Regions from separate parts of the Homo sapiens genome. Here region 1 is linked to region 2. Evidence: read pairs that join two places in POLR2A ChIA-PET (ENCODE). Cell type or tissue: MCF 10A. All regions are shown on one strand. Links, peaks and the distances in the headings refer to the core of each region. The heading gives the core; the rest is flanking DNA. Region 1 overlaps GUCY2D (guanylate cyclase 2D, retinal). Region 2 holds the start of RNF227 (ring finger protein 227).

Region 1 (5,371 bases), core at 137-5,136, 100 kb after region 2:
GCCTCAAAGGATTTTGGGCCTTTTACAAGAGCTGGTTGCAAAACCAGCCATGTGACCTTGGGAAAGTGTCACGCATGCTCTGCTGTGATCCCTTCAGTGGCAAAATGGGGGGTGGCCTAAGTGGTTCCCAAGGCCCCTGTGCACCTGACAGCTGGGTGGCTTGTGGCCCTCACCCCCAGGAGCCCTGAGTCCAGCAGGGGATGTGAGGGTCAGGGATTCTCCGCTTCCCAGTGTCTCTCAGGGACCCAGGAAGGAGGATCTGGGATTGATGCCCGACCCCAGAGGAAGTGGAGTTCTGTTCCACCAGAGCAGGGTTTGTCACATGGCCTGAGGGGGCAAGGGCTCCTGTTTAGCCTCAAGCTTCATTCCTATCTCCATCTCCCACCAGTCAGAAACTGGCTGCTTCTCCTGTGGGTATAATCAGGGAACTTGCCCAAGTGCAGAGAAAAGCTTGCTTCAATGCTTTGAGGAAAGGAAATTGTGCCACACCTTGACTGACCAGAACATCCAAAGAGCGGCATTCTCTGTTTAACTAGGAGCTGCTGAGCAAGCAGTTGGACAGAAAATCCTCTCTGCTTAGAATTTTTTCTTTTTTTTTGAGTCTCACTTTGTCACCCAGGCTGGAGTGCAGTGCAGTGACACAATCTCGACTCATTGCAACCTCCTCCTCTCAGGTTCAAGTGATTCTCCTACCTCAGCCTGCCGAGTAGCTGGGATTACAGGCACCCGCCACCACGCCCGGGTAATTTTTTTGTGTGATTTTAGTAGAGATGGGGTTTCAGCATGTTGCCCAGGGTGGTCTTGAACTGACATCAAGTGATCTGCCCACCTTGGCCTCCCAAAGTGCTGGGATTACAGGTGTGAGACACCGCGCCTGACCTTTGCAGCAATTATCAATGCCCTGTCCTGGCAAGTCCCCAGTTGAAGTTGCCTTTGTGAAACTCTGACCTTCCAGAGCCTGGGCCTTGGCACATTTGACTCTTGGTGTCTGTCACCATTGCTACAGACCCTGGAAGAAGTTTGCAGCAGGCTAGGAAACCACCTAGGCTGCCACCAGAGGTAGTGAGTGTCCAGTCCCTGGAGGTGTGAAGGCAGAACTGGAGACATCATTGACCAGGGATACGACAGTGAGAGGGAATTCCGGAACTGAACCTTCACTACACCAAGTGTGGTTGGTGGGCCAGGGTCGGCACTGCCTGTGAGCTCATTAGAAATGAAGGATCTCAGGGCCCCACCCCAGACCTGCTGAGTCTGGATCTGCATTTTAACAAGTTCCTACAAAATATTGACACGCTCATTAAAGTTTCTGAATCATAGAACTAAATCACCCTAAGATCTTTAAATCTTAGAATCTCTAAGATCTCATAAAGCCAGGCTACAAACTAGCCACCAAATTTCTTTTGTTTGGCCTATAGAGTGTTTTGTTTTGAGCTAACATTTAAAAATCAACAGCTTCCACATTTTAAAAATGTATAGCAGATTTCCCCCTTCTCTTGAAATCAGAAGCCCCACATGGTGCTTGTGTCACCACTTAACCACATTCTGCTGCAGCTAAACAGCAACAGTCCCCTTTATCCAGATGTCGCCACTCCCCACAGACTCCGAGACACCAAGATTTTTTGAACATTCCTTTATATTCCTGCCTGGTGCCTGTAGACATTGAGCTTAGGACTCCTTAGCAGGTATTAGGATTACAGGGGCTCCTGGACGGGACTTTGCCTTCTTTTTTTTTTTTTTAAACTGATTCATGACTTCCACAAGCTTAGTGGTATTCCCCTCCTTCCTAAAGGTGAAGGAAGAATGTATCAAACATCGAGAATCCAGCACTTGTAAGTTCTGGTTACCGAAGGTGATGTTGCTACAGAGAGCAATTTAGTGCAATTTTAAAAACATTTTAAATTGAATTTAAATACGATGAATTAAAGATTAAAAACAAAACAAAACCCGGGCATGCACACACACACATTTTTAAAAGTTATTTACATTCTTGAAGATTTTCCTTAAGATTTTCTCTGTACTTAGGTCCCAGGGATTGAAGCGCAGATTCACATCTCTGGCCTTGGACCTGACTGTGTGGATAGAGCTCTCAGCCTCCTGTCTCTTCCCTCCCGTACCCGACCCTGCAGCCCTTCCCCTTCCTTCCCTCTCTCCCTGCCTGCAAGGGCCTGGAGTAGTTAATGGTGTGTGATTTCGGCTGCCTCAAGGAAGAGTCCAGGATTAGGTGCAGAGGGATTAGCTGGGACAGGCTTAGGCAGGGCTCCTCCCGGAAGCAGAGGCGGATGAGCCAGAGGGCAGACCCAGTTTAAGGTAGAAGTGGAGTGGGCAGGGCTGAGCCAGTTCCTTCCCACCTTCACTCAGCCTCCTTCCCAGGCTGGCCTCAAGCTCAAGTGACCAGATGTGATAGAAGAGCCCTGACCCCTCCCCAGCTAGAAGAACTTGGGGAACCCCCACCCCAGAGTTCACAGATCTAGTGGGAGAAGAGAAGGCAAAAGATGAAGCCTCAGCCTCCTCTCTGTGCCTCAGCCTCTCCTTTCTCTGTTCCTGCCTCCCTTTCTGCTCTATTCTCCTGTCTTTGTGTCCCCACAGTCCCCTTTCTGCCTGGCAGTCTCTGTCTGCCTTTCTCTGCAGTTTCCACCATTTCTCTGGAAATCTTATTTCCTGGACCCAGTCGGTTATCCAGTCTCAGGGCTCTGCTGACTCAAGTCCTCCCCACCCTGTTCCTGTGGCCTGGGCAACTCCCAGCGCATGAGAGCACCGGGGCCTGGCTTGGTCACTGGGCATCCCCCACCTTCAGATGTGTTTACACTACCTCTGCCAGCTGGCCTGCGCCAGGAGCCCACACTTGCGGTTGTCCTTGCCTTGGAGATGGCTCTGTAGCTGGCAGAGCAGTGATGGCCAAAGCAGGGACCTCTCATAGCTGCTGCTTCAATCCCACGGCAGAGACTCTACAGCGTGTCCCGGGGCTCACCTGGCGCCTTTTTTTTTTTTTTTTTTTTTTTTGTGCTTCTCCTTAGGGTCTGGGCCCTGCTCCCTGTCCCATCTGCAGTGGACCCCAGGCACCCCCCTTTGAGGAGGTGGGGTGAACTGCTCCTTGGCAGGGATTTGTGACACTGCATTGCTGGGCTGTGTTCCTCGGGCTCTTCTGGACCTTGCACCGTGGATACCAGGCCATGTGCCATGGTATTTGGGTCCTGGGAGGGTGGGTGAAATAAAGGCATGCTGTCTTCCATGTTGTGGTGTGTGCTGCTTTTAGCCAGGAGAGTAGTCTCGACACCCCCATCTCTGGAACGCTCAGCCCTGCCATTTCCAGGGAGGGTTTCAGATAGGGTTGAACCTTAGAGATGGCCTGAAGAGGGGAAGTGGCCGGGGCCAACAGCTCCCAGGAACTCCTCTGCTCAGAGAACCAGTTGGGGAAGTCTCGGGCCTCTCAGGCTGCTGGAAAAGACCAGGGTCTCTGACGCTTTTAAGGTGGGTGATGTGGCTTCATCCCTTGATTGTATGCAGGAGGGAAGAAGGAAGAGAAGGACAGAGCTTGTCTATGCCATGACTCCATGACCCATGGACCATAACCTACAAACATGGGAGCCAGAGTCCAAGACTGAAGGAACAGGGCCCCCAGATGGGAAAGGTGAGGTCCACTGGTCTCTGGGCAGGACCTCATCAACAACCCACACTCCACCTCTGACCCTTCACAAACCTGCCCCTGGAGCTTCAGAGCAGGAGAGACTATCCCAAAATCACCAGTGGGTGACTGGCCCCTAAGTCTTCCGGGAGCCCAGCTGTTCCCGTGCCAGGCCCAATGTCCCAGACAGGATGACCTGTAATGGACATCGACTGTGCTGCCTTCCTACATCCATCCTGCTGGGCAGTGGGCAGCCATCTGTGCCCCATTCTTAATCCCAGTGGAAGTGGCTAGAACTGACTGCTGACTTCCCCCTTCAGGCCAGCCCAATCATTCCGTTCCTCTGGCCTCAAAGACAGATGAGCTGGGCCAGGCTGATGAAGCTCGGTGCTGGGACGTTGTTTGAAGCCATGGGGAGAAATTGTCTTCTTGGGGGGTTGCTGAGAGGATGGGACATTGAGAGATCCTTGCCACCACAAAGACAGAGCTGAACTGGCAGATGGAGAGAGACAAAGTCCTGATGGCTACTGTCTGAGCTGGGATACCTCACTGGGCCTAAAGCCAAGTCCGGCTGTTTAAGCAACATGGGCCAGCAAATTATTTTCTTTGCTTAAGCCAGGTTGCGTTGGGTTCTTTCTTTTCTTTCTTTCTTCCTTTCTTTCCTTTCTCTTTTCTTTCTCTTCTTTCTTTTTCTCTCTCTCTCTCTCTCTCTCTCTCTTCTTCTTTCATACCTCAAAACCCTCACGATGGCTGGGCACAGTGGCTCATGCCTGTAATCCCAGCACTTGGGGTGGCTGAGGTAAGAGAATCACTAGAGCCTAGGAGTTCTAGACCAGCCTGGGCAACATAGCAAAATCTTGTCTCTACAAAACACAAAAATTAGCCAAGCATGGTGGTGCACACCTGCAGTCCCAGCTACTCCGGAGGCTGAGGCAGGATGATCACTTGAGCCCGGAAGGTCAAGGTTGCAGTGAGCTGAGATCACACCACTGCATTCCAGAGCGAGACTGTCACAAACAAACAAAAACCTTCGTGATGTTTTCACGGTGATGAAATGTTGGTCCATTTGATTACGATGTGCTGATGGCTGCAAGTTCAACAGGTGGCTTTCCCATCTACTCCACCTCCTCACCCAAACCACTATGCCAAGCAGACACCTATCCATAGCCACGCACTTTATGGCCTCGCCTCAACATCATTCCCTTTGTCTCTGGCCAGCATGTCATCTCCTAGGCCTCTCTCTCAGCCTTGATCACCCACTCCCAAGCTGCATGCCTCCATCGGCATATTCCTATTGCAACTATCAACCAGGGGCCGCTGAGGCCACAGGGGTTCTCCTGCATGGACTGGCTGGTCCTCAACCACAGTCCCTGGGGTCACCTCTCCCAGGGCTTAGCCTTTATCCAAGGATAAAGGGATGGGCACCCAGAGCTCCTGCCACACTCTCTTCCAGGGCAGAGGCGAGGGCAGGGTAGGTCGCGGCCCCAGTGGAAACAAGGCCTGAGGGACTGCATACCCAGCTTTGAAGGTCTGCCCTGGAAGGCCCCAGACTGCTTCAGGCTCTGAAAAGGCAATGAGGAGGGTCCAGTGCTGAGCTCTTATCCTCAATGATGCCAAGGGGTGGAAGCCTTTCTGGCGCTTGGAGAAGAGGCCCAGCCATGGGGTGGCTGAAATAGATGATCTCAGATTATCTCAAGACCAGAGCTGATCCCAGAAACTGGTCCTTCCCTGAGTAAATGCTTCCCAGAG
Region 2 (5,371 bases), core at 177-5,176:
CAGATACCTACGTAGCCTCAGGTTGACTTCAGAGAGAGTGGGACTTACTGGACAGAAATGTAGTGGGAGGAGCGCCTATCAAGATTCAAAACTGCCTTCCAGCCATCCTTTTGATCATCCTTTCCACCTTCAAGTTGCTTAGTTCCCCTAAGAGTCAGTAGAGGTCACTACAGCTCCACAGGTTCAGCTCCAGTATGAAGCAAAGGCACACTTTTTTTTTTTTTTTTTTTAAGGCGTTGAGGGTCAGATCTGTCTAGCTTACCAAAGATTTGAACTGCTAGGCACTTCCTTGATGTTTATTGTTCACTAAACAGAGCCTCTGAGAGATTGAGAGAGGCCAGACACTTAGTTCACAAGGCTATTATATTAAAAAATAAGAGATAAAGCCAACAAATATTTATTGAGTACATACTATACAGTAACACTGCTGTTGGCCCTGGAGATAAAACAGTCACAGGTCAGCCCTTGCTCCCATAGGGCTTACACTCCAGTGGGGACACCCACAAAGCATGAAAATAAAAGCAGTAAAAATAAAACAGGGCATTATGTTACAGAGGGGTGGGGGAAAAGGCTCTACTATGTTGAAGGCAGAAAAAGGCCTCCCAAAAGAGGGAGCATTTAAGCTGAGATGTAAGGACAGGAAAATGCCAAAATAGGGTTACAAAAATTGAGGTTTATACCCCCATAAGTGTATAATTATGATTTGTCAATCAAAAATATTTATATTTTAAAAAGATTGGAGGCCTCTAAAAAATTGAGGTTAATAATAAGTTCACATTTTTAACTAAGAGAAAAATGTTACATAGTAGGTTAGGATTTCTTTAGCAATAGAATGTTACTTTAGAACTTTGGGGCCGGGCGTGGTGGCTCACGCCTGTAATCCTAGCACTTTGGGAGGCCGAGGCAGGCGGATCATGAGGTCAGGAGATCGAGACCATCCTGGCTAACACGGTGAAACCCCATCTCTACTAAAAATACAAAAAAATTAGCCAGGCGTGGTGGTGGGTGCCTGTAGCCCCAGCTACTTGGGAGGCTGAGGCAGGAGAATGGCGTGAACCCAGGAGGCAGAGCTTGCAGTGAGCCGAGATCACGCCACTGCACTCCAGTCTGGGCAACAGAGCAAGACTCCATCTCAAAAAAAAAAAAAAAGAACTTTGGATAAAATAATCTATCAGTCATACCTATTATGCTTTAAATATTCTACCTACAGATGGTGATATCCTAAAGAGTGTAGGATCTAGACCAATGGTACTTAAATTTTCACATGCACACACATCACCTGGGATTGTTAAAATGCCAGAGTCTGGCCCGGCGCGGTGGCTCACTCCTATAATCCCAGCACTTTGGGAGGCCAAGGTGGGCGCCATCACCTGAGGTCAGGAGTTTTGAGACCAGCCTGACAAACATGGCGAAACCCCATCTCTACTAAAAATACAAAAATTAGCCAGGTGTGGTGGCAGGCGCCTGTAATCCCAGCTACTCCGGAGGATGAGGCAGGAGAATCGCTTGAACCTGGGAGGCGGAGGCTGCAGTGAGCCGAGATCACGCCACTGCACTCCAGCCTGGGCGACACAGTGAGACTCTGGCTCAAAACAAAAACAAAAAAACAAAAAACCCTGCCAGAGTCTGATTCAGGAAGTCTGGAGTGGGATCCTAGAGTGAGACTGTGCACTTCCGTTGACAGTACACCAACACTGCTGGTCCTTGACTATGACTTTATGGTCATAAGATACAGGATTCTAAAATAGAATACATGGCATATATACAACAGGTGATGTCCCATTATGGGACACAAATTTTAAAGACACTTAAAATTGTATAAGTATCTTTTCAGTAGCGCTAGTGTGTTCCCGTGACTGTAAAGATAACACAGATAATAGCAAAAGTTTGAAATATGATGCCTTTCAAATGGCTCTCCCTTCCTACTTTGATAGGCTCTAATTAGGTGCCTCACATAAATGCCCTTTGGAATTTCTGATACCTGCCCTAGCAGGTTGAAGGGAGATTCTGAAATGAAGCAAGGCTCCTAATCATAGTCACAGGCAGGGAGCCATCTCAATTTCTGGAACACAGAACTGGGAGTGGGGAGACAGCAGGCATACCAGCACCCTTACATGCCAGAGAAGTGAGATTAACATGACGCGAAAATTAGCCTCTTCTCTCCCGTTCCATCTTAAAAAAAAAAAAAATTCAAACCATTGACAAAGAATTGCTAAAATGGGACCTGTTGCTCCCACACACCAGAGCCACCCTGGACAAAAGCCAACGTCCCAGCTAAGAAAACAGTCTGTCTTCTTCCCACGGTAACGTAGGCTTTGTTTATATCATCCCTTGGCCACTCCATCCTGAAAATGTAAGACTGGCACAGTCAGTAGATGGGGGCGAGTTCGTCTAGGAGCCTCCCCAACTCAGCATCAACACCTCCCAGGGCGTTCCCTCCTGCCTTCGGCTCATCTCTCTCATCACATGCCAATCCTGGGATCTGAGAGAGAGTAGTCTTGACATCAGCCCCCGCGAGGCTGCAGCTCCCACCTTCCTTCGGCTGTAGCTTCCGAGTTCCTCGGTTACAACGTGCAACGGGTCAGGTGGCCAATGTCCTTGATCTCCGCACAGTAGAGCACTGGGGGAAAGAAGAAGGGTTAGTGGCAGCAGGAGCATGCCAACGAACCTCGGTATTCCTCGGCGCTCTCTCCCCTGCATCCTCCCCGGGCAGCCCCTCACCGTTGCTAGGCAGCGGACGCCGCCAGCGCCGCGCAGGCCCCAGGACCCTGTCCCAGAGCCGCCGGAGCGCGCGCCACCCAGCACTCCTAGGCCCCGCCCCCTTCTCGCTCTCCCCTTCTTCCTCCGCCTCTCCGTCAGCGTCGCTGCTTTCCTTGGCCGGGTTCCCAGCCTCATCTCGTTCGCACTTGGCCCGCGCTTTTTCCTCCAATCGCGACCACAAGTCCGAGTCAAGAGCCATCTCCGTGAGGCCGCCGCGAGGGAGCTGCGAGGGCGCGCGGCAGAAGGGGCACGTGACCACGCGGCGCAGGCGCACCACGCGCGCGGCCGCCCCGCCGCCGTCCCCGCGCGCCGCCAGCTCGCGGAGGCAGGCGGTGCAGATCGTGTGGCCGCAGCGGGCGCGCGCCGTTCCGGGCAGGCGGCGGGGCGCGCGGCACCCGAGGTTGAAAGGACGGTAGCAGATGTTGCAGTCCAGCTCGCCCCGCTCCGGAAGAGAGGGTACCCTCACCAAGAGCTGCATCGTGCCCGCCGCGGACTCGAGGACGTCGCTAACGCGGCCAGCTCCGTGAACAGAACGAGCACACTCTCCTGGGGCCGGGTCGGGTCCTGGGGCCGGCGCCGCGGCCTCTTTCCCCTTTAAATAGGGGAATAAGTGAGGCCCCACCCTTCGGAGCGTCACGCCTTGATCGGGCCGCTCCCTGTGGCGGCACGTGTGGGGGCGGTGGAGGCTTGAGGCCGGGAATGACAGCAATGATGGAGTCGGGGAGGCGGCCCAGGCCATGCCAGGACCGGAGCCCTGGGGGCCAAAGCACCCATTCCTCCCTACTCCCGGGGGAGCGGGGTGGGGCTTTCCTTCTTCCCCCAACGCAACGCCAGCGCTCCTTAATTCTACCATGTACAAAGCCCCGGGTCTCTCTCTGCGCCTGAGCCCTCAGTCACTGGCACAAGTCTCTAAAGCCCCCTCCGCCTATTCAGTTGCTCGCAGTTAGTTTCACAATCCCACCCAGTTTCCAAACACGGCCCGTTCTGCCCAACCTTTAGTGGTCCCTGGGCCTTTGAATCGATTTTGCCCTCAATTCTCATTATAGATGACCTCTCTGTGTTGTTTGTAAGGCTGGCTTCCTAAACTTCATTCTCCCCAAACTGCTTAACTCTCAGCTGGTATCTCAGCCTAAGGAGGGACCTAGATGCCAGGACCATGGCTTTAGGAATGCTGGGAATCCTTTCCTTCCGGAGGCCTGGACACCCACACATCGTGATGGCCCCAGCAAAGCTCCCCAGCATAAGTTCTGACTCAGGGGTCTGACTTCTCCCACTGGTAAACAGGACATGGTACTCACAACCCACATTCCCCTCATGGTGCCACACCCACACACAGCTGCCTCCTCACCCTCCTCTCCTGGACCTGCAGCCCAGGTTCTGTTATGGAGGGTGATAACACAGTCTAGAGCCAGCTGGCTTGAGTTCAGATCCTAGCTTCCACCTCTTACTAGTTGTGACACTTTGAGCAAGTTACTTAATTTCTCTGGGCCTTGGTTTCCTAGTTTTAAAAATGTGGATAATAATAATGAGGACTGAATGAACTTATATGTGTAAGGTGCTTCAAATGGTGTCCAGTACACAGTAAAACACCAGGTAAGTACTATATTAGCTACTATTGTTATCCTGTGCCCCCAGCCTATACTGAATTCACATTAACTTCTGAGTACCCAACATTTTCTTTTTTTTCTTTTTTTTTTTTTTTTGAGACGGAGTCTTGCTGGGTTGCCCAGGCTGGAGTGCAGTGGCACCATCTCGGCTCACTGCAAGCTCCGCCTCCCGGGTTCATGCCATTCTCCTGCCTCAGCCTCCCGAGTAGCTGGGACTACAGGCGCCCACCACCACGCCCAGCTAATTTTTTGTATTTTTAGTAGAGACGGGGTTTCAATGTGTTAGCCAGGATGGTCTCGATCTCCTGACCTGGTGATCCGCCCGCCTCGGCCTCTCAAAGTGCTGGGATTACAGGCGTGAGCCACCGCGCCCGGCCAGTACCCAACATTTTCAACACCCATCCATCTTGACCAATATGTGCATGATGAGCTTCTCCACACCCATGGCATTTACCAGCTATCACAGGCAATGCAAAGCTGGTTTTTAAACCTAAATTGTTAAAACCTAGAGGGTAATCTCTTTTGAGGAGGTATACCATCATTTTTAAGCAAACATTTCAGAACTTTTGAATGGTATTGTCTGTGATCATGGGAGAAGCTGTCTACTTATTACAGTGATGCTGTCACAATTCAAAACTTTTTGGTCTTAAAAAAGGACTGGTAGGGCCAGGCATGGTGGCTCTTGCCTGTAATCCCAGCATTTTGGGAGGCCGAGGTGGGTGGATCACTTGAGGTCAGGAGTTCAAGACCAGCCTGGCCAAATGGTGAAACCCCATCTCTACTAAAAATACAAAAATTAGCCGGGGGTGGTGGCTCACACCTGTAGTCCCAGCTATTTGGGAGGCTGAGGCACGAGAATTGCTTGAACCTGGGAGGTGGAGGTTGCAGTGAGCCGAGATCACGCCACTGCACTCCAGACTGAGCAACAGAATGAGACTCGGTCTCAAAAAAAAAAAAAAAAGGGGGAACTGGTAGGTATCTATTGTTAATAAATACATGATGGG

The links. Peaks named below come from ENCODE experiments on the same cell type or tissue, not always from the same donor. Only the 100,000 strongest peaks of a DNase experiment are listed, where the experiment ranks them.
Region 1: POLR2A ChIA-PET joins it to region 2 with 11 read pairs; 8 of 35 experiments call an interaction of 5 or more read pairs at or near these places.

The regions. Positions count from the first base shown.
Region 1 is chr17:8,017,114-8,022,484 of GRCh38, forward strand. It overlaps GUCY2D (guanylate cyclase 2D, retinal), which reads left to right. Exons shown (of 20, transcript NM_000180.4): 20 at 3,015-3,229. Among named protein-coding and RNA genes, the nearest start is that of GUCY2D, 17 kb to the left of the region's middle. In MCF 10A, for the core only: no CTCF peak of the experiment used is centred there; DNase peaks (open chromatin) are centred at 2,268 and 2,808.
Region 2 is chr17:7,912,958-7,918,328 of GRCh38, forward strand. RNF227 (ring finger protein 227) reads right to left here and starts at 3,332. Exons shown (of 2, transcript NM_001358699.2): 1 at 2,722-3,332; 2 at 382-2,620. The coding sequence starts at 3,238. The coding sequence ends at 2,565. RefSeq lists an enhancer at 2,050-2,983 and a silencer at 2,962-3,271. In MCF 10A, for the core only: no CTCF peak of the experiment used is centred there; DNase peaks (open chromatin) are centred at 2,894 and 3,384.